Linked DNA regions of Homo sapiens: region 2 is linked to region 1. A link is an interaction called in ENCODE POLR2A ChIA-PET data of the cell type or tissue named here. Cell type or tissue: Caco-2. All regions are shown on one strand.

What was found. Peaks named below come from ENCODE experiments on the same cell type or tissue, not always from the same donor. Only the 100,000 strongest peaks of a DNase experiment are listed, where the experiment ranks them.
Region 2: POLR2A ChIA-PET joins it to region 1 with 7 read pairs; 2 of 35 experiments call an interaction of 5 or more read pairs at or near these places.

What each region holds. Positions count from the first base shown.
Region 1 is chr11:76,038,618-76,043,617 of GRCh38, forward strand. All of the region lies in intron 12 of UVRAG (UV radiation resistance associated), which reads left to right. Among named protein-coding and RNA genes, the nearest start is that of WNT11, 170 kb to the right of the region's middle. In Caco-2, no CTCF peak of the experiment used is centred here; a DNase peak (open chromatin) is centred at 2,794.
Region 2 is chr11:76,130,012-76,135,011 of GRCh38, forward strand. The region is part of intron 14 of UVRAG (UV radiation resistance associated); the gene reads left to right. Among named protein-coding and RNA genes, the nearest start is that of WNT11, 74 kb to the right of the region's middle. In Caco-2, no CTCF peak of the experiment used is centred here; no DNase peak of the experiment used is centred here.

The DNA of each region.
Region 1 (5,000 bases):
ATTTTCCTCCCATGATTAAGGTTCCCAACCATTTGACTTTGAGTTAATTTAAAGCAAAATTATCTGTGTAGGCTTGGCCTAATCAAGTGAACCCTTGAGAGCCAAGAAGCAGTAGCAGATGCTCTTCTGCTAGCCCACAAGAAAGCAAACAGAACTCCTCATGGAGGGAGCCATGTGGCTAGGACCTGAGGGTGGCTCCTAAGAACTGGGAGTGAAATATGGCTGACAGCTAGCAAGGAACTAGCTCAGCCCTACCACCACAAGGAACTCAATTCTGCCAACAACCTGAATGAGCTTGGAAGATGACCCTGAGCTACACATGAGAAGCCTGGCCAACACCTTGATTTTAGATTTCTTAGATCCTGAGCAGAGAACTCATTTATACTGTGCCTAGAGTTCTGACCTACAGAAACCATGAGATAGTAAATGAGTGTTTTAAGCTGCTAAGCTTGTTTTATTTTTTAAAGCAGTCATAGAAAACTAATATATTGTGTGACTTTGGACAAGTTACTTGATCACCCTATGTGCCTTACTGTCATTGTTAAATGGAGAGATAACAGCACCCACTTCATAGGGTATCTAGGTGGATTAAATGAGTGAATACATGGAAAATATATGTGGTACTTGGTAAAGCATCAAATGTTGGCCAATAATAGTAGTAGTGGTTGTTATAAGAACTCATTGTAAAGTAGAAAATGAAAGGAATTTCCTTAAAATGCCAAAAGATGATTATCACAAACCTATAGCAAGCATTAGACTTAATAGTGAAACTTTGTAAGGACTCCACTAAAATCAGAAGGCACATAAGGATGCCAGTTGTCTTTACAATAAAATATTGTATTTGTGGCCCTGGCCAATAGAATTATATGAGAAAAAGAAATGAAGTTTACATATTTGAAAAAAGGGAAAAAAAGCTTACAAACTGAAAATGAATACAATACAAGCACCTAGCAATATGGTTAATAAAAAGGGTGAGGCCAGGCGCAGTGGCTCACACCTGTAATCCCAGCACTTTGGGAGGCTGAGTCAGGTGGATCACCTAAGGTTGGGAGTTTGAGACCAGCCTGGCCAGCATGGCGAAACCCTGTCTCTACTAAAAACACAAAAATTAGCCGGATGTGGGGGTGGGCACCTGTAGTCCCAGCTACTTGGGAGGCTGAGGCAGGAGGATCGCTTGAACCCAGGAGGCGGAGGTTGCAGTGAGCCAAGATTGTGCCACTGCACTCCAGCCTGGGCAATGAGAGCAAAACTCTGCCTCAAAATTTTAAAAAATAAATAAAAAGGGTGAAAGACCTTTATCAAAGAAAAATATAAAACATTATAAAAATGATAGTGAAAAACACAAAAGTTCTGAATAAATGGATGCACACACATATATACATACCTTGTTTAGCTATGCCTTATGCTTCTCTGATTTGGCATAATACTATTTGTATATATATTTTTAAGTTGTTTTTGAATTTGAAATAATTCATTGCAGTATATTGTAAATCTTTTTTTCCCTGGGCATTATCAAGTGTTCTCTGCCTATAGCCAAGTAGAAGAACTTTGACCCATAAAGACTAACTAAAGTATGCAAATAACAGCACTAGATCTGCAGCAAAGAAGTAGAAGAAGCGGCCGGGCATGGTGGATCACGAGGTCAGGAGATCGAGACCATCCTGGCTAACACAGTGAAACCCCGTCTCTACTAAAAATACAAAAAATTAGCCGGGCATGGTGGCGGGCGCCTGTAGTCCCAGCTACTTGGGAGGCTAAGCCAGGAGAATGGTGTGAACCTGGGAGGTGGAGCTTGCAGTGAGCCGAGATCACACCACTGCACTCAGCCTGGGCGACAGTGTGATACTCCATCTCAAAAAAAAAAAAAAAGGAAAGAAAGAAATAGAAGATGCACAACACACTGGATTTTTGGTTTTTTGTTTGTTTGTTTGTTTTGTTTTGTTTTTTGGTTGGGGCGGGGACGGAGTTTTGCTCTGTTGCCAGGCTGGAGTGCAGTGGCGCGGTCTCGACTCACTGCAACCTCTGCCTCCTGGGATCAAGCAATTCTCGTGCCTCAGCCTCCCGAGTAGCTGGGATTACAGGCACGCGCAACCACACCCGGCTTAATTTTTGTATTTTTAGTAGAGACGAGGTTTCACCATGTTGGCCAGGATGGTCTCGATCTTCTGACTTTGTGATCCGCCTGCCTTGGCCTCCCAAGGTGCTGGGATTACAGGTGTGAGCCACCGGGCCTGGCCAACACACTGGATTTTAAAATGCAAGTGTTAAGTGGAAATAGAAAACACGGTAACAATCAGCAGACAAGGAGGGTTTGGTTGAAGTTACTTGACAATAAGAAGAATATCATGCACATTACTGCAACCCTAGAAAGACTGATTAACAATTATATGAAAGTATATCAGAAATGAGTTTGTGAGTGAAAATTTTAGCACATAAATAGCAAAAAAAGAAAAAAAATTCCAATGCAAGAACCCTTAGGGAAAATGGTTAAAAGACAAACCACTCAATTAAAAAATTATCAAAGGGTATTGTATCAATCATGTTTCAGTCAGAAAAGCAGAATTAGTGTGAATATTATGGTCTGATGGATTTATTGGGACAAGATCGTACGCAATTGTGGAAGAAGCTACAGAAATAAGAGTGCAAAAGCAGGGCTTGGAGATCAGAGAAAAGTCACTACCCCAGCCCTTCTGAAGCTCTGGTGCAGGTAGACAACTCAGGCAAAGAAGTAGGAAGTGAGGTATATCCAGCTGCTGCGTGGAACCCCAGAGGAGAGCAGGTGGAGACATCTATGGAAGGCTGTTGCCACTGCATCTGATAGTGGGAAGGGAGTTGGTATTGGTCAGCAGGGCCAGCAGCTGGGAAGAAGAGCTAGATGCAGAATGGAAGCACAGACACCAAATGGAATCTGCAAGCAGCCTTGCATCTGTGGATTACTGTGTCTAACACCATGCCCTGCCACCATGCCAGTGTAGTGGCTGCTGCCATGGCCAGTTATTATCTTTGGAAGACAATGAAGTGAATTCTATCTTCCAAATCTTACCCAAATTTATCTTTTGTTCATCTGTAACCTGGATCCATATAGGCAGTCGTCTTCTGGTAAATACTTCCAGCTTAGCCAGGTTGACACAGTTAAAAAATTACAGTGGATATAAACAGGCCTTATATTATATTCTAGTAATACAAAGATTAATAGCAATAATAGTAATCACTCAGAAAATTATAGTTGCTCTTGCGATCTTTCAGGTACTGTTCTACACGTGAATTGTCACAAAAGCAGTATGAGATTAATGATATTATTATCTACATTATATTCACAAATTGTGTCACAGAGAGTTCAAGAAAAAATACTTCCAAGACTACATGTTGTTCTCTAGGGTTAGCAGTACCAACAATTTGTCAGAATCTAGTAAAACGGTTTCGAGTACATACTGTTTAGAAGTTTGTCCCCTAGAGAAACTTGCTCAAAGGAGGGCATATAAAGATGTTTAGTACATCATTACTTGTACTGGTGAAAAAATTAGAAACAACCTAAATCCCCTTTAGTAAGGGAGTGGAGAAATAAAATATTGAACATCCATAAGATGGAATACTAATCAGGAGTTCAAAGGAATATTTTAGATACACACACAGACAAAAATAGCTTTCAGAAAACACTATGGAGTGAAAAAAAGTAAGTTGCAGAATGGTACGTATGGTTCATTGTTTTTCATAGAAACACTTGTATTTTAAAAGTATAAAAAGCAGTAAACACAGATATTAACCAAATTATAAAAGGAGTGGCTTGTGGAGAGAAGATATGACAGGTGCTGTTGGTTACCTAACCATGGTCATTCCTGTTTCTCAAGAGGTCCCTATTGTTAGTAATTAACTCTCTTCTTGGGTATGTGGAAAGTGGGTTCCAGTCTCAGTGCCAGGGAGTGAACTACAATTGGCTTTTTACTAATCATGTGATCCCACTGCACTCAACAGTGATGGATTTAGGAGTTGATTCACAATTCTGGCCAGTTCTATGGGGTACTGCTGGGAATAGTTTTATGCACTAAGACAGACACGTGGCTGTGATGCTGGTAATATTCAATTTCTTGGTCTGGGTGCTGGTTTCATAAAAGTATTAATTCTGTGAACATTAAGGGAGTTTGCCCTTACCTATCTGTATGTTATACATTAATAAAAAGTTTATATATTAAAAAAGACACACAGGAGAAAAGTCTGCCATTTTCTACTAGATGTCTCTACAGATGAGAGCTGATTGTGTACCAACCATCCTGTGATCATGAATGGGCCTTGCCCAATTTTCTAAGGATGGCAGAGTGGAAAGATGGGAAGACCTGGGTCCCAATTAATGTAATAAAGTTTCTGAGTTAGCCATTTCTTTTTCTTCTTTGAATCAGTGATTTGGTTTTTCTGTCACTTGAGGTTAAAATGATCCTAACTAATGGAGGAAGGGGGAGTCCCTGAATTGGTAAACAAAGAAGGCTCACTTGATCTGTAATGTTTTATTTATTTTAACTAAAAAATAATATCTGTTGTCAACTCTGCGTAGTGAGTATGTAGGTCATTATTCTCTAATTTTAAAATGAAGTGGGTAGTATTATTTAAACTGTTCTTTAATTTTTTTTAAAAAAAGGAAGAAAAAGTATCAGATGAGTTGTTGCTCATCAGGAACAAAAATGAGGGAGTGATTATTTTAAGTTGAGGGGCAACTGGGAAATAATATTTCTCAGCAAATGAATCAAAAGCCAATTTGTTTATATTCATTTAATAAATACTTAGTGGGCTTTTACTGTGTATAAGCTACTGTGACATTCTGTTTGGACCTATATTTGAAATCACTAGGTTTTTGTAAAGAACATCTTGATATATTGGTATGTGTCTTCAATAGGAAGTTATATGTTCTAGAGGACACCCATATGTCTGGGTTAAAGTCTGTATTTTAAATTAGAGTGTCTCTAGTAGTATATTCAAATTTGGCAAAAAACTTATGTAAGTATTTTTGT
Region 2 (5,000 bases), 91 kb after region 1:
CAGACTTTGTTTTCCTCCTCAGTTTTATCTTCTACCATAGAACTCTTCACTCATTGACCTTTTGGGTCCTCAAACATTGTTATCTTTCTTGATAAAAGGTCTTAGCAAATGCTGTTCCTGCTACCTGGAAGATACTCTTCCCCACCAACCCATTCTTTACCTGGTGAAGAACTCTACTAGCCCTTCTAATCTTGTCCTTTTCTGTCTGGGTCAGATCTCTGCTACAAGCTCTTTGAGCCCGTGTCCTCTCCTGCATAGCTTGGGTCAGAGGTGGTTGTTTGACATTGATGTATGTGATGTATGTGTACTTGTCTGTCCTCTCTCACTAGACAATAAATTCCATTAAAACATGAACCATGGCTTTTTTCCAATTATTATAGCCCCAGAGTCTAGCGCAGCTAGATACTCAATACATATTTGAATAAGGGGGTAAATCAATTAATTTGTTTTATACTCTGCCTCCTTTAGGAGTATAGGGGACTACAAAAGATAAGGTTACCAAGATGTCATCTCTAGAGTCCCAGTCTCTTACTAAACAGTAATTAAATTGCGGCAAATTGCAACTCAAACACTTCTGCCCAAGGCCTCCAGCATCTCTGAAAATGGTGGCAGAGCTATCCATTTTTCTTTTAAAGTAACAAACAACTAAACCCTCACAGTTTGGTTCAGTGAGAGTTTATTAGAGAGCTGATGGTAGGTCAGTGTTAGTAGTATCTTTCAAAGACTTCATCTCACAGATTCTGTCACTGGCCCTGGGAGTCTAATGCATCCTTTAGCTCCCTTCCAAGTCTAGTTTTTAAACTCTGAAAGCATTCTCTGACCAGGGTTTTAATTTCCCTATCGAGTTCCTTCTGGGGGCTGGGTTCTGTGAGATTGTTGTTCCTCTGGTTTCCCTGGCAAAGGCAGAGGTTTTGGGTTTTTTTGTTTTTTTTTTTCATTTTTTCCCTGGTTTTCAGCATAAACAGTTTATTATTCCCAAGTATCAAGTGTTGTCCAGATACTCCGAGGGGTCCCCAGGTATCATTCCTGGCATCTCTTTCCTGTTCTTTCCATGTTCTCGTGTAGGATGTTACTTAAGCCCTATATAAATGACATCAAGATGGGCTATGTCTGTTTCTACAGACCATTTTACAGTCCTCATAATGTTGGTTGCCTGACTGTGATTTTACTACATTAATTTGTATGATGATTTCTTAAAGTGAAAGCTGATGAGTGAAGTGGTTGACTTGACCCCTCCCAGGACCTCTCTTTATCTCCGTGGAGGATCACTGTGTATTCCCTGATCCCATGGAGCTCAGCCTGGAGCCTGAGCTGGCCTCCAGATGGGCTCTCGGCAATAGGCACCCCCTCATCCTCTGTCCACTGGCCCAAGCTGGGCCATGGAGGCCTGATGGCCAAGACCTCACATCACAAAGCCTGGTGAACTGGATTTCTTCAGCTTGCTTATTTTGTCTTTTGCCTGTGGAACTTTCTCTTTCACCAATTCATCTTTCCATCACTACTTGGTTTAAATAAAATCCAAAGGCTGCCTTGTTCAGTTATACCTTTTTATACTCTGTTTTTATTTAGACAGACTTTGGTAGGAAACCTTCCAAGCAAAGCCCCGGGGGAAAAGTGACCATTGGCACAGATTTCAGCCTGTGCTTTTGGCCCAATATTGTTTCTATTTTTATTTTGTTTCATGTTTTTGTTAACATCCAGGGCAAAGATTAAGTACTTACACTTATCTGGTAATGGTGAGAGGCCTTTGGATTGCTTGCCTGTGGCCTGGAGAATGCATGCTTAAAACTATTAACCCCCAGCTACCTCCTGGGAGATAAGATCTAGCTGTTAAATTTGGCTTTCCCTAAAGGAGGTTCTGAGCTCCTACTTGATCTGAGAGAGGGAAAGAAGAAGGATAAATCCCAACCTTTGCTGAATTTTGAAAAAAGGATAGTAGCTTAATTTATGAAGGTTGTTTTTTTGAAAAAACTAACTTTATGTCATAATTTCTTAGCTGCCAAAAGACGTAATTCTACCTCAGCTTTGCCTTGGCAACCCGCTTTTGGCACTCTGTGCAAGCCTGTCGTTGCTCTGCATTATTTAAGCAGTAATCTTTAAGAAGGTGAGAAACTATTATTGCTTTTTAACACAGTTGACATGATATTGGCGCAGACTAGTACCTAGAGCTTCAAACATTTCTGGTGGCCGTAAACCAACTTAAACACCTCCATGTAGAGGTCTCACTGCCATGAGGTCATAGATTGCTACAAGGAGGGAGAAAGAAGAAGATCAAATGTTGTTTAAAAGTCTTTTTTTTTCTTTTTAAATATTCTTATTCCACTGAGTTGTAGCTGTAGATTTTGGCCGGGAGCCAGACAATCAAGATTTAGTATTTTGACCAGCTGTGATCTAGTAATGTCCCTCAGAGGAAACATTTTGTAGGGAGGGAAAGACACATATTTGAGACTGTGAATTGTACTCTGTCCTCATACTTTACAGTGTGGGACCTGGTTGTAGACAGATAAAACAAGTACAAGTGAATCTGAAAGAGAATTAGGAAAAAAAAAAGTGTTTCAAATTGTTAAAGCCTCACCCCAGCTTCAAGAACTCTCTTGATGTGGTAAATCTTTACATGCTTTCTTTATTTCATTTTTCCTGTAAGTTTCCACATTTACATCAGTTCGTGGCAGAATTTATTTCTGCTCATAGCTGATGCTTAGAATGCCTAACAGTATAAGTCTTAGAAAGTCAAAAGAGCAACACAAACTTAATGTAGGCAGGAAGAGAAGAGAAGGAAAATATACCAATCCACTTAACCTAAAAATTTTTCTCATTCTCACCCCATCCTCAAGTAGAAGTAGAGATCAAATGTAGATGTTTTGGTGACAACAAAAAACTTAAGATCCTAGGGACTGGGAGAGAGAAGGAAATTAACAATTAGGTAGACCGGCTTGGTTAAATCACATCTTTCTACCTAGTGGCTTCATGACCTTTGGTCAAGTTACCTAACCTCTGTGCTTCAGTTTCTTCATCTGTAAAATGAGGATGATGTTTGTAATACTTCACAGAGATGTCATAAGGATTAAATGAGACCATGTATAAAGCTGTTAACAGAGTGCTTAATCCATAGCGCTTTATAAATTTTAGTTGCCGTTTTATTATTATTAATAATTTATTGGGTACTTATTCATTGTACTAGGAATTTTACTTGTATATCTCATTTAATCCTTACTGCAGTAACTATTGGTAGCTATAACCATTTCACAGAAGAGGACACCTAGGTTGGGAGCAGTGAGGTGCATCATCAGTGTCTCGTGTTTCCTAACGATGGAGCTACATGTGGAGCTCTGGAATATTACCTATGGGAGATGTGGAAATGGGAATCACATTTTGGACTGGTGCTTTCTTAACTTGTTTTCTCTTTCCCAATCTCTTTTCTGTAAAAGGAGGCTACAGCTTCAGGCAGTAAAACCAAGAGGAAGAGGAGGGAAATGATGGGGGCAAGGATGGTGGAGTAGAGGAAACTGGGCTCTACCAGTTCCTGGGTTGGCTTCATGGCAAGGTATTTGCATGGCAAGGTATTTATATAATGGTTATAAAAGTGCTGAATATGGTCTTCTTCATTTTAGTCAGAGAAATAGAGAATTTCTCCCTCTTAAAAAATTCTCTCTTCCTGAAGCTAAATTCATGCAGAACAAGGATGCATCAGGGGTTTGGGGACAATTGGAATGTACCTCAAAGGATTCTGGGAAGTTCTTCTAGTCCCTAAGCAGTAGGTAGATCATGAAAACAGAGGAATTTTGAGCATTTTGACTTTATTCAAAGCTTTCCCCACCTCATGTCCCCAAGAAAAAAAGAAAAAAACCTAAGATTGTGTTTCACATTGAACAGATTAAATCTGTTGATTGATTTGGGTCTTTTTCTCCAAATCTCTTTTATACTTTTTTTTTTCTTTTTTTCTTTTCTTTTTTTTTTTTTGAGACGGAGTCTCACTCTGTTGCCCAGGCTGGAGTGCAGTACTGCAATCTCGGTTCACGCAACCTCCACCTCCTGGGTTCAAGAGATTCTCCTGCTCTCCTGCCTCAGCCTCCCGTGCAGCTGGGATTACAGGTGCCCACCACTACACCGGGCTAATTTTTGTATTTTTAGTAGAGATGGGGTTTTGCCATGTTGGCCAGGCTGATCTCGAACTCCTGACCTCAGGTGATCCACCCACCTTGGCCTCCCAAAGTGCTGGGATTACAGGCATGAGCCACCACACCTGGCCTTTTTTTTTTTTTTTTTTGGTGGGCGGGGGAGTCTTACTTTCATCCAAGCTGGAATGCAGTAGCATGATCATAGCTCACTGCAAGCTCAACCTCCTGGGCTCCAGTGATCCTCCCACCTCAGCCTCCCTAAGTGCTGGGACTACAGACATAAGCCACCACGCCTGGCACTGTACTTCTTTATTTCCTTCTTGCAGCTAGCTCCCTGATGTACAGAAGTGGAGGTGTGGGAAGGTAGGTGGTAGGAGTTTCGTTTGTTCCTGCTTGAAACAGTATGCTGTATAAGAGAAACAGTAAAGGGAAGGAGATTTAGATTCCAGTCCTTCTTCTACCTATTACCCTGTGTTCCTGTGCAAGACATGAATATGTCTGAGTCTCAGTTGCGCCTTCTGTAAAATGAGAATAATACTTGGAATTTGAAGCCTACTGAAACGAATCATAATGACAACCACCACAATTACAACTACTACTGACGCTAGTGTCTATGCCAGGCATCCTGCCAACGATTTTAAGCACATTATTTTATTTATTACTTACTGTAGTCGATCTATTTTATAAATAGTCATTAAATATGCCCACAGTCATATAACTCAGGGGTGCCCAACCCCCGGGCCACAGACTTTTACCCGTCTGTGGCCTGTTAAGAACCGGGCCGCACAGCAGGAGGCGATGGAGGGTGAGCGAGCATTACCCCCTGAGCTCCGCCTCCCATCAGATCAGCCATGGTATTAGACTCTCATAGGAGCACGAATC